Regions from separate parts of the Homo sapiens genome. Here region 1 is linked to region 2. Evidence: read pairs that join two places in POLR2A ChIA-PET (ENCODE). Cell type or tissue: B cell. All regions are shown on one strand. Each heading gives the region's core, and the rest is flanking DNA. Links, peaks and the distances in the headings are about the cores only. Region 1 overlaps LOC105373910 (a long non-coding RNA gene). Region 2 overlaps CUL3 (cullin 3).

Evidence for each region. ChIA-PET counts read pairs that join two places held together with the same protein. Peaks named below come from ENCODE experiments on the same cell type or tissue, not always from the same donor. Only the 100,000 strongest peaks of a DNase experiment are listed, where the experiment ranks them.
Region 1: POLR2A ChIA-PET joins it to region 2 with 8 read pairs; 2 of 35 experiments call an interaction of 5 or more read pairs at or near these places.

What each region holds. Positions count from the first base shown.
Region 1 is chr2:224,694,727-224,699,129 of GRCh38, reverse strand. All of the region lies in intron 2 of LOC105373910 (a long non-coding RNA gene), which reads right to left. Among named protein-coding and RNA genes, the nearest start is that of CCDC195, 19 kb to the left of the region's middle. In B cell, for the core only: no CTCF peak of the experiment used is centred there; no DNase peak of the experiment used is centred there.
Region 2 is chr2:224,511,274-224,515,676 of GRCh38, reverse strand. It overlaps CUL3 (cullin 3), which reads left to right. Exons shown (of 16, transcript NM_003590.5): 4 at 905-1,065; 5 at 2,039-2,153; 6 at 4,095-4,323. Among named protein-coding and RNA genes, the nearest start is that of CUL3, 72 kb to the left of the region's middle. In B cell, for the core only: no CTCF peak of the experiment used is centred there; no DNase peak of the experiment used is centred there; H3K27ac peaks cover 272 bases.

The DNA.
Region 1 (4,403 bases), core at 337-4,336, 180 kb before region 2:
GAAGCCTAAACAATGTGTTCAGGACTAACTGGCAAGCTCTGGCAATTTTTCTAGCACCCCAGTTCTGTCTGTTCTCATTGCCTTGAGCTACAGCTGCTCTCTACAGTTAGAACCTACAATAAACTTAACCAGAGACAGCTGTGTACAGGGAAAATGTGAAACATAATGGAGTTCATTTTATTTCTAGGTCCAAATTCTAGTTTATCCTCTAGAAAATAAATCTTTGTAACCTCTAAGAATCCTGGAAGGCACAAACATTGAGCTTGATAGTTTTAGCCACCAAAATTAAAGGCAAAATACAGTAGTACCTGCTGATTATGGAAAACACCATTCACAGAACTTAAAGGACAATAAAACCATCTGGGGAAGAAAAGGTATGTTATTCCAGTCAACAATCTTCAATCATATTCCTTTCTCAAGAGACTTGAGTTCTGCCACCTGCTGCAATACTTAATTTTTAAATATCAATGCAGGAGAATGTTCATTTAATCAAGCTATGTTTTTAAAAGCATATTAACAGCATTTGGAATGACCTGGATGAGATTAGAGACTATTATTCTAAGTGAAGTAACTCAGGAATGGAAATCCAAACATCATATGTTCTCACTGATATGTGGGAGCTAAGCTATGAGGACACAAAGGCATAAGAATGATAAAATAGACTTTAGGGACTTGGGGGGAAGAGTGGGAGGAGGCAAGGGACAAAAGACAACAAATATGGTGCAGTGTACACTGCTCGGGTGATGGGTGCACCAGGATGTCACAAATCTCCACTAAAGAGCTTACTCATGTAACCAAATACCACCTGTACCCCAATAACTTATGGAAAAATAAAATTTTTCAAAAAGCATATATAGTTGGAGAATATGCTTTTTCATACAAGAATGAATAAAAGACCTGTTTTGGCTTTTTTTATTGTTTCTATCTTTAACATTAGTGCTGCCAGACAGTCAAAATATTTCATGACTACAATCATCTGCTAACAATTCCTTTTCTAAAAAGTGACACAAGAAAGACTGAGTTAATCCAATCTCATACATACACATTTAATAGTTTGGCATGATTAAAACTACCTTAAAAATTGAACTGGAAACCCCATTCACCCTCAACTCAGAGAAAGATTAAACTTGTTCCCATCTGGGTTTTCCTAAAAGGTAATTCTCTGTGGAAGTCAGATTTTCAGTCAGGAAATAGCAGCTCTTTCTTCCTTTTTCTTTCACTAGAATATCTCCTCTTTCAGTCACTTCAGAATTCTTATACTGGGTATGTTTCTATCTAAGAACCAATGAAAAGTCTGTACCTAACAATGCTAAATTCATCCTGTCATTTGCTCAATGCCCTTTTGGGAAAACCACGTACACATTCACTTTTGTTAAGAGCATCCCAAGAAACAGAGCAACCCTCTTCTTTAAGGAACACAGTTATCACTCATGGTTTCACTCATTCATGAAGATTGTCCCCAGTTCTACTCAGAATTAATTCTCAAGCCCACACACTTCTTTCTTCCTCTTCTTCCCTGGCCTTGAGGAGTTTTAATTTATACACAGTTACCTCCAACCAGGAACTCACTGCTGATGGAAAGATGACGGAACAACCAAGACTTGCTAAGAAGGAGAAAACTTCACTCTCCAAAATATCCAGAAGACCCTTTGATTTTGAAGCACATTTTGTCCAACAAATCCAGTTATTTAATATAAAAGAGCATTCAGCATTGCAGAGTAGGAAGGTGAGTAAATAACCCAGAAGCAGATAAGTCTTTGGTTCAGTTGTTACACCATTTAATATACTAGAAAGTGTAATTTGCTCAATGGCTCATGGTCACATGTAACAGTTAAATGGGCACACAAGAAGTAAACGAATCACTCCCTTCTTAATTACATCATCTTATCTACTATGTGGATGATATTACACTGTCCACCCAAACTGTGACCCTTTTCATCTCTGCCATGACCTTTAGTTATAGGCCTGACTGGATTAATTATGTGAGAACTTGTCACTACATCATCACACATAGAATCTTCTTTTTCTCTTTTTTTTTCTTTTTTTTTTTTTTTTTGAGACGGAGTCTCGCTCTATCGCCCAGGCTGGAGTGCAGTGGCACGATCTCGGCTCACTGCAAGCTCTGCTTCCTGGGTTCACACCATTCTCCTGCCTCAGCCTCCTGAGTAACTGGGACTACAGGCTCCTGCCACTACGCCCAGCTAATTTTTTGTATTTTTTTTTTTTTTTTTTTTTAGTAGAGACAGGGTTTCACTGTGTTAGCCAGATGGTCTCCATCTCCTGACCTCGTGGTCCACCCACCTCGGCCGCCCAAAGTGCTGGGATTACAGGCATGAGCCACCGTGCTCGGCCCTTTTTCTGTTAGAACAGGAACTCCCCTCATATCAAATCTGCTCTCTGAAACCAACTAATTCAAGTGTTCCTCCCAAATACTTGCTCCTTCCCTTCCACAAGTGCTTTACACTTTTAGAGCTGCATTGATGATTAGTCCAAATCCCAAGAATTTAGCATTTAAAGAACCTCTTCAAGAAACTCTTCTAAGAAAAACTAGCTCTCTGAACACTGGAGCTCCATGACCAGAAAGTACCTCAACCCTCCCAGCTTTCTCTTCTCAATCTCTGAAACTTCACATAAAGCTGCGGTTCTCAATCTTGGCTGCAAAATAAAACAAATTGGGGAGAACTAAAAAAATCCCACTGCCCAGGCTGTAACCAAGACAACTTACATCAGCATCCCTTGGGGTGGAGCTTGGCATCAGTGTCCTTTAAAGTTCCCCTTCACCCACTATGATGCCAATGTACACGCAGGCTGAGAATCACTCTTGTAAAGCTGAGGGGTTACTAACATCAGCCCTGCTTGTTATCCATCTTAAAGCAGGAAGTGCATAGGCCTTGAAATCAGACGGTCCTGGGCTCTAACACCTACACACCCATGTGACCTTAAGCAACATGACCTGGCCTCTTTAAGTCTCGCCCTCTCATCTGTTAAGAGGAGATATACTGACATTCTCTGACATAAAAATTTAATGAGGTAAATGATGCAAAGCACTTACTATGATATACTTAGTTCCCAGTAAGCACTCAAGAAATAGTAGTAATAGTCCAGGCGTGGTGGTTCACGCCTGTAATCCCAGCACTTTGGGAGGCCAAGGCGGGCAGATCACGAGGTCAGGAGATTGAGACCATCCTGGCTAACACGGTGAAACCCTGTCTCTACTAAAAATACAAAAAATTAGCCAGGTATGGTAGCACACACCTATAGTCCCAGCTACTCGGGAGGCTGAGGCAGGAGAATCGCTTGAACCTGGGAGGCAGAGGTTGCAGTGAGCCAGGATCGCACCATTGCACTCCAGCCTGGGCGACAGAGCGAGACTCCGTCCCAAAAAAAAAAAAGGAAAAAGAAAAGAAATAGTAGTAGTAGTAGTAGTAGTAGTAGTAGTAGTAGCAGTAGTAGTAATAGTAATAGTAGCAGTAGTAGTAATAGTATTAGTAGTAGTAATAGTAGTAGTAGTAGTAGAAGCAGTAGTATTAACATTGTATATAAGACATGGTTTTTGCCTTCAAAGAAAATTAAAGTGGGCGTTCATTTTGATCCCACATCCTGCAAGGGAGTTAGTGGCAGAACTTGTCCCAGAAACCCCATGTCCTGACTCATGGTCCGATGCCCTTCCCGTGGCATCACACTTCGGCCCTCAGTGAATTCAGCCCTCGTGTTACTGTTCAGTGGCTGCAGAAGATGTATGCAGTACATGAGAATGAACATGGCCCCAAAGTTCCTTCCCATAAGAAATATTGTTATAAATTTATGCTGTAAATATAACACTTAAGAATTTATTTTTGTGTTTGTTTGTTTGAAGACTGGAGCAACTTCAAAAGGTTTCAATTAACTCCAAGCCATTTCTCATCAGTTGCATTCCTACTGCAAAGGACCTCCCCAAGACAGCAGTGTCAATTATAGAGCCACTGAACTGCAGTGGAAATCTTGGTAGAGTAGCAACCACCCTTGTGAAGATTTCCAACCCAATCCCTACACATGCTCCCCCATGCTGGCGAACCATGGCATCATTTTGCTGCTGCCAGGGCCCAGAGCAAAACTGTGTAATTAACTGAATAAGCTGATAAATTGAACAGGTTAATGAAATCTATATTAGAGAACAAAAATTACTCTGAGAAAGTATTGCTTATTGGCAAATAAGTATATTTGGTCATTTTAGAAGGAGGTTTGCATTCAGAGCTTTCCAAAGAAGATTACAGGCCTTTAAAGCAACGGGTATTTTCATAACTACTCACTGATAAGTACTTGGACTGAATTTTGCTTGGAATCCTATGACTCTTTATGCAAGATTCTTTATTAACTGTGTCTTCAAATACTCAATATACCTCTTCTCAAAAAACACTCCAGTT
Region 2 (4,403 bases), core at 262-4,261:
ATTATTCTGGTTACATTGTTAATATGGTAGAGCTCTGTTCATGTTCACCTTATCGTTAGCTATAACCTGTAGATTCATGTTCAAGAATCTGGTGAAAGATATGGGCTTTCTTTCCAAAGTACTTAAGCGTGAACAAACATATAACTTAATAATTTTAGAAGGCTCACAGACCCACCAAAGCCCAGAGAGATCCTTGCTGAGACGAGAAAGGAATTACATTACTAATCCTTCTGTGCATTACAAAAAACAGTAGTTTTATTTCAGTGTATTTTGCTATCAATATGGATTTTCAAGGAATGCACAACACTTCTGGATTATCTGTGCTTTATAAACTGAGATATCTGTAATCATGTTGGTAAGAACTTGAAAGTAATAATCTGTTTGAAGTGACAGTAAGTAGAGGTGTTTTAATTATGTAATACTTAATGCTGCTCTATTTTATGCATTAAAGCCTTTTAAATATTTATCAGTAACAATCAATCTAAGTTGTATAAATCCGTACTTTATTCAACTCTCAGTTTTACTTCAAAGAATATGATCTTCAACTACAGTATTTAAGAACGAACCATGTTTGAGTATGCTGTAGCTTTGGGGAGAAAGTGTGCTACCTTACTATTTACCTTTTTTTACTCTGTTTTTTTCTTCCTGGCTATGATGCTTACTTTTTACCCTTTTTCTTTAGGTAAATGGGCCACCATTTATAGCCATTGTCAATTGTAAAAACTTAACTTTATATAACTTGAGAGGTGCTGGAAAGTTGCACATTGCTTAAGATCATTTGAAGTGTTTCTCACCTGAAAAATGATTGCTTTTGGAATTTTATTTCCTTTATTTGTTATTGTAGCACACAATAATTATTATGCTCACAAGAACTGTACTCATATTTATATGACTTTAACTGTAGGACCGTGTGTATGTACAACAAAATAATGTGGAGAACGTCTACAATTTGGGATTAATTATTTTTCGAGATCAAGTTGTACGTTATGGGTGTATTAGGGATCATCTACGGCAAACTCTATTGGATATGATTGCAAGAGAGCGGAAAGGAGAAGTCGTAGACAGGTAAAATTTCTCTCTTTACTCTTGTGGTTTTGGTTTTAGTGATTATATCTTGAGAACGATTCACTGTCTTAGTTTTATTAAAATAAATAAAAGTTTGAATGTTGAGCACATTGGGAAAATCCTCAGAAACTTAGTATCAGAGTTAACAGTTACCCAAAATTTAATTTGAAAGCACACATCTTTTATATTTTTAGAAGAGACTATCCTAAGCTTTTATTTAATATGCTTTTCAGCTAGCCGTCACTTTTGGCTTTTCATTTATTTTTCATGCCAGCATTTTTTTCTTTTTTTCTGTGTAATAACATTTGTATTTTTTTTTCTTTAAGGGCTTTTGTCTGTCCTTCATTCCTAACATTTTTGAAGAAAACTATTGAACATAGTCTAAAATGACTAAGAACTCCTGTGCCCCTTTTAAGTCAGATTTCATCCCCCTTCATAACAATGATTGCAGTGTCATTTTGGTGATGCTGCAGCTAAAGTGGCTTGAAATGCATGATTTTTTTTCTCTCCTTATCTGTTTTCAGAACAGCTGTTGGATGAAAACGTGTAAAGTTCTTTTTATTTCGTCTTTGGTGCTTGATCAGCATTGTCCAAAATCCATGTAGTGCAAAAAGTTATATTGCCCAGGAGTAGCTGTATATTGGACCCATGTCTGGCAGTACAGCTTAATCTGCCTATCTCCCTCTCTCCCTTCTTCCAGATAAACAGCCTCTCTGTGTTTTCAAATACATAGAAATATTTAGACATTTTAGAGTAAGAACACCTTGAGAGAAATAGCTGTGCAGTCAAGATATGCTTTCCAACTTAAAATTAGGCTAAATCCTTTCGTTTTACATGAGTGGCCTATTGGAGATTGGTCACTTCAGTAAGAGTTAAATGTCCTGAAGATATTTTTACCTACTCCTTTTTGTAATTTTTATGTGAATTTTTAAATGTAATTTAATTATCAAGTGATAATAACTTTTTTCGACAGAGGCGCAATAAGAAATGCTTGCCAGATGTTAATGATTTTAGGTCTCGAAGGAAGATCAGTCTATGAAGAAGATTTTGAGGCTCCTTTTTTGGAAATGTCTGCAGAATTTTTTCAGGTAATCCGTGAAAATGTAAATAAATAATCTTTTAAGATGTTCTTAATGTTATTTAATATAGTTACTAATTTAACTATTTTGACCTTTTTTAACTGAGACCCATTAAGGGAGGGGAGTATGCAAAAAATGCCCATCAGCACACTACCTCACATTCTGACCATTCCAGTTAAGCAACTCATCGATAACAAATTGAAGAGGTTGAACTTACACACATGGTTTTTAAAATAACAGAGATGACCCTTGAACAGTGTGGGGCATAGGGATGCTGACGCCCCTGTGTAGTCAAAAGTCCACATAAAACTTTTGACTCCCCAAAAACTTAACTAATAGTGTGCTATTGACTGAAAACCTTACAGATAACATAAACAGTTGATTAGCATATATTTTGTATATGTATTGCATATTGTACTCTTACAATAAAGTAAGCTAGAGAAAAGAAAGTGTTATTAACACCATTACACGGAAGATAAACTGTAATTTACTGTTCACTAAGTGGAAGTGGATCATCAGGGTCTTCATCCTCGCCTTCATATTGAGTAGGCTGAGGAGGAGTAAGAAGAAGGAGGGCTTGATCTTGCTGTCTAAGGTGGTAGGGGAGGAAGAAAATCCACTTCATGGACCTGTGCAGTTCAAACTTGTGTTGTTCAAGGGTCAACTGTATGTTATGAAACTGTAAACTTAGAAATATCCTTAACTTTTTACTATATCTAATATTATAAATTATTTAAGTACTATAAATTCACAGCAGTACATCACCAACGAAGTCTCATCTGCAGGCTTTTAGTCACTTAAATTACTAGTAAAACACACATAAGGATATGGATGATTCTGTAGTGCATATTTGCCTAAAGGTTGTTGATTAAAATATTACAGGCCAATGGTACTATTGATAGAAATTGGCAACAGTGGTCCAAACCAACTAAATTGCTAAAAGTAAAGCTAAACTGGTACTAATCTGTAATGAAATGATGATAACAACAATAATTGAGTACTAGTAAACATAAGATAGTAGTTATAAGGTAACTGTAACAAGGCATTTTTCCTGAAAACCGTAACTACCTGAGCAGTTAACAGTAGGAATTTTGTAGTGTTGCCAAAACAGATGTATTCGTAGGAAGCTAAAGTGTTGGCCGGGCACAGTGGCTCACGCCTGTAATCCCAGCACTTTGGGAGGCTGAGACGAGTGGATCACTATATCAGGAGATTGAGACCATCCTGGCTAACACGGTGAAACCCCATTTCTACTAAAAATACAAAAAAATTAGCCGGGCGTGGTGGCGGGCGCCTGTAGTCCCAGCTACTCGGGAGGCTGAGGCAGGAGAATGGTGTGGACCCGGGAGGTGGAGCTTGCAGTGAGCTGAGATCGCGCCACTGCACTCTAGCCTGGGTGACAGAGCGAGACTCTGTCTCAAAAAAAAAAAGAAAAAAAAGATGAATAGTTATTTAAAAGCTCTTATTTTCAAACTTTAGTGTACATGTTTACTCTTTGAGACTGGGAGTGGGATGGCACTGGAAGACTTAATTAACCAGCAGTATGCCAGCAAAGCTTATGATAAACATGATGAATCTTTCTGGTTATAATTTTACATTAAAACAAATCAAAAAAGAATGTCCCACTGTATCTTGGAGTCAGATGCTTCTAAGCTTTTGACCCTCACTGGCGTGTATATACTTGTTCTGCTATTTTTTGGAGTACATTGGCACAGTTTGAAAAACATTGCTTACAGATAATGTTTTAATTTAGTATTATGTAAATACCAAAGGCTTTAAAGGATATAATTCAGACTATATCAGTCTTTCGTGTAATGAGAAATTACACAAAATGCTAATAGTACTTATTTTATTTAGGCTGATTTATTATAAACACTGTAGAAACCCAGCTAAAAGCAAAAACACTCTTTTCTTCTATGTTTAAAAAATATATATATTTTTAAATGGCAGATGGAAAGCCAGAAATTTTTAGCAGAAAATAGTGCTTCAGTATATATAAAGAAAGTAGAAGCTAGAATTAATGAAGAAATAGAACGAGTGATGCACTGCCTTGACAAATCAACGGAAGAACCAATTGTAAAGGTGGTTGAAAGGGAACTCATTTCCAAGCACATGAAGACTATAGTAGAAATGGAGAATTCTGGGCTAGTACATATGTTGAAAAATGGAAAGACAGAAGGTAAGTGTTACCGATTGAAAAATAATTAAATCCTTACTCTGCCTTATCGATATTTTTAAAATTTTCCTACAATTAAAGCA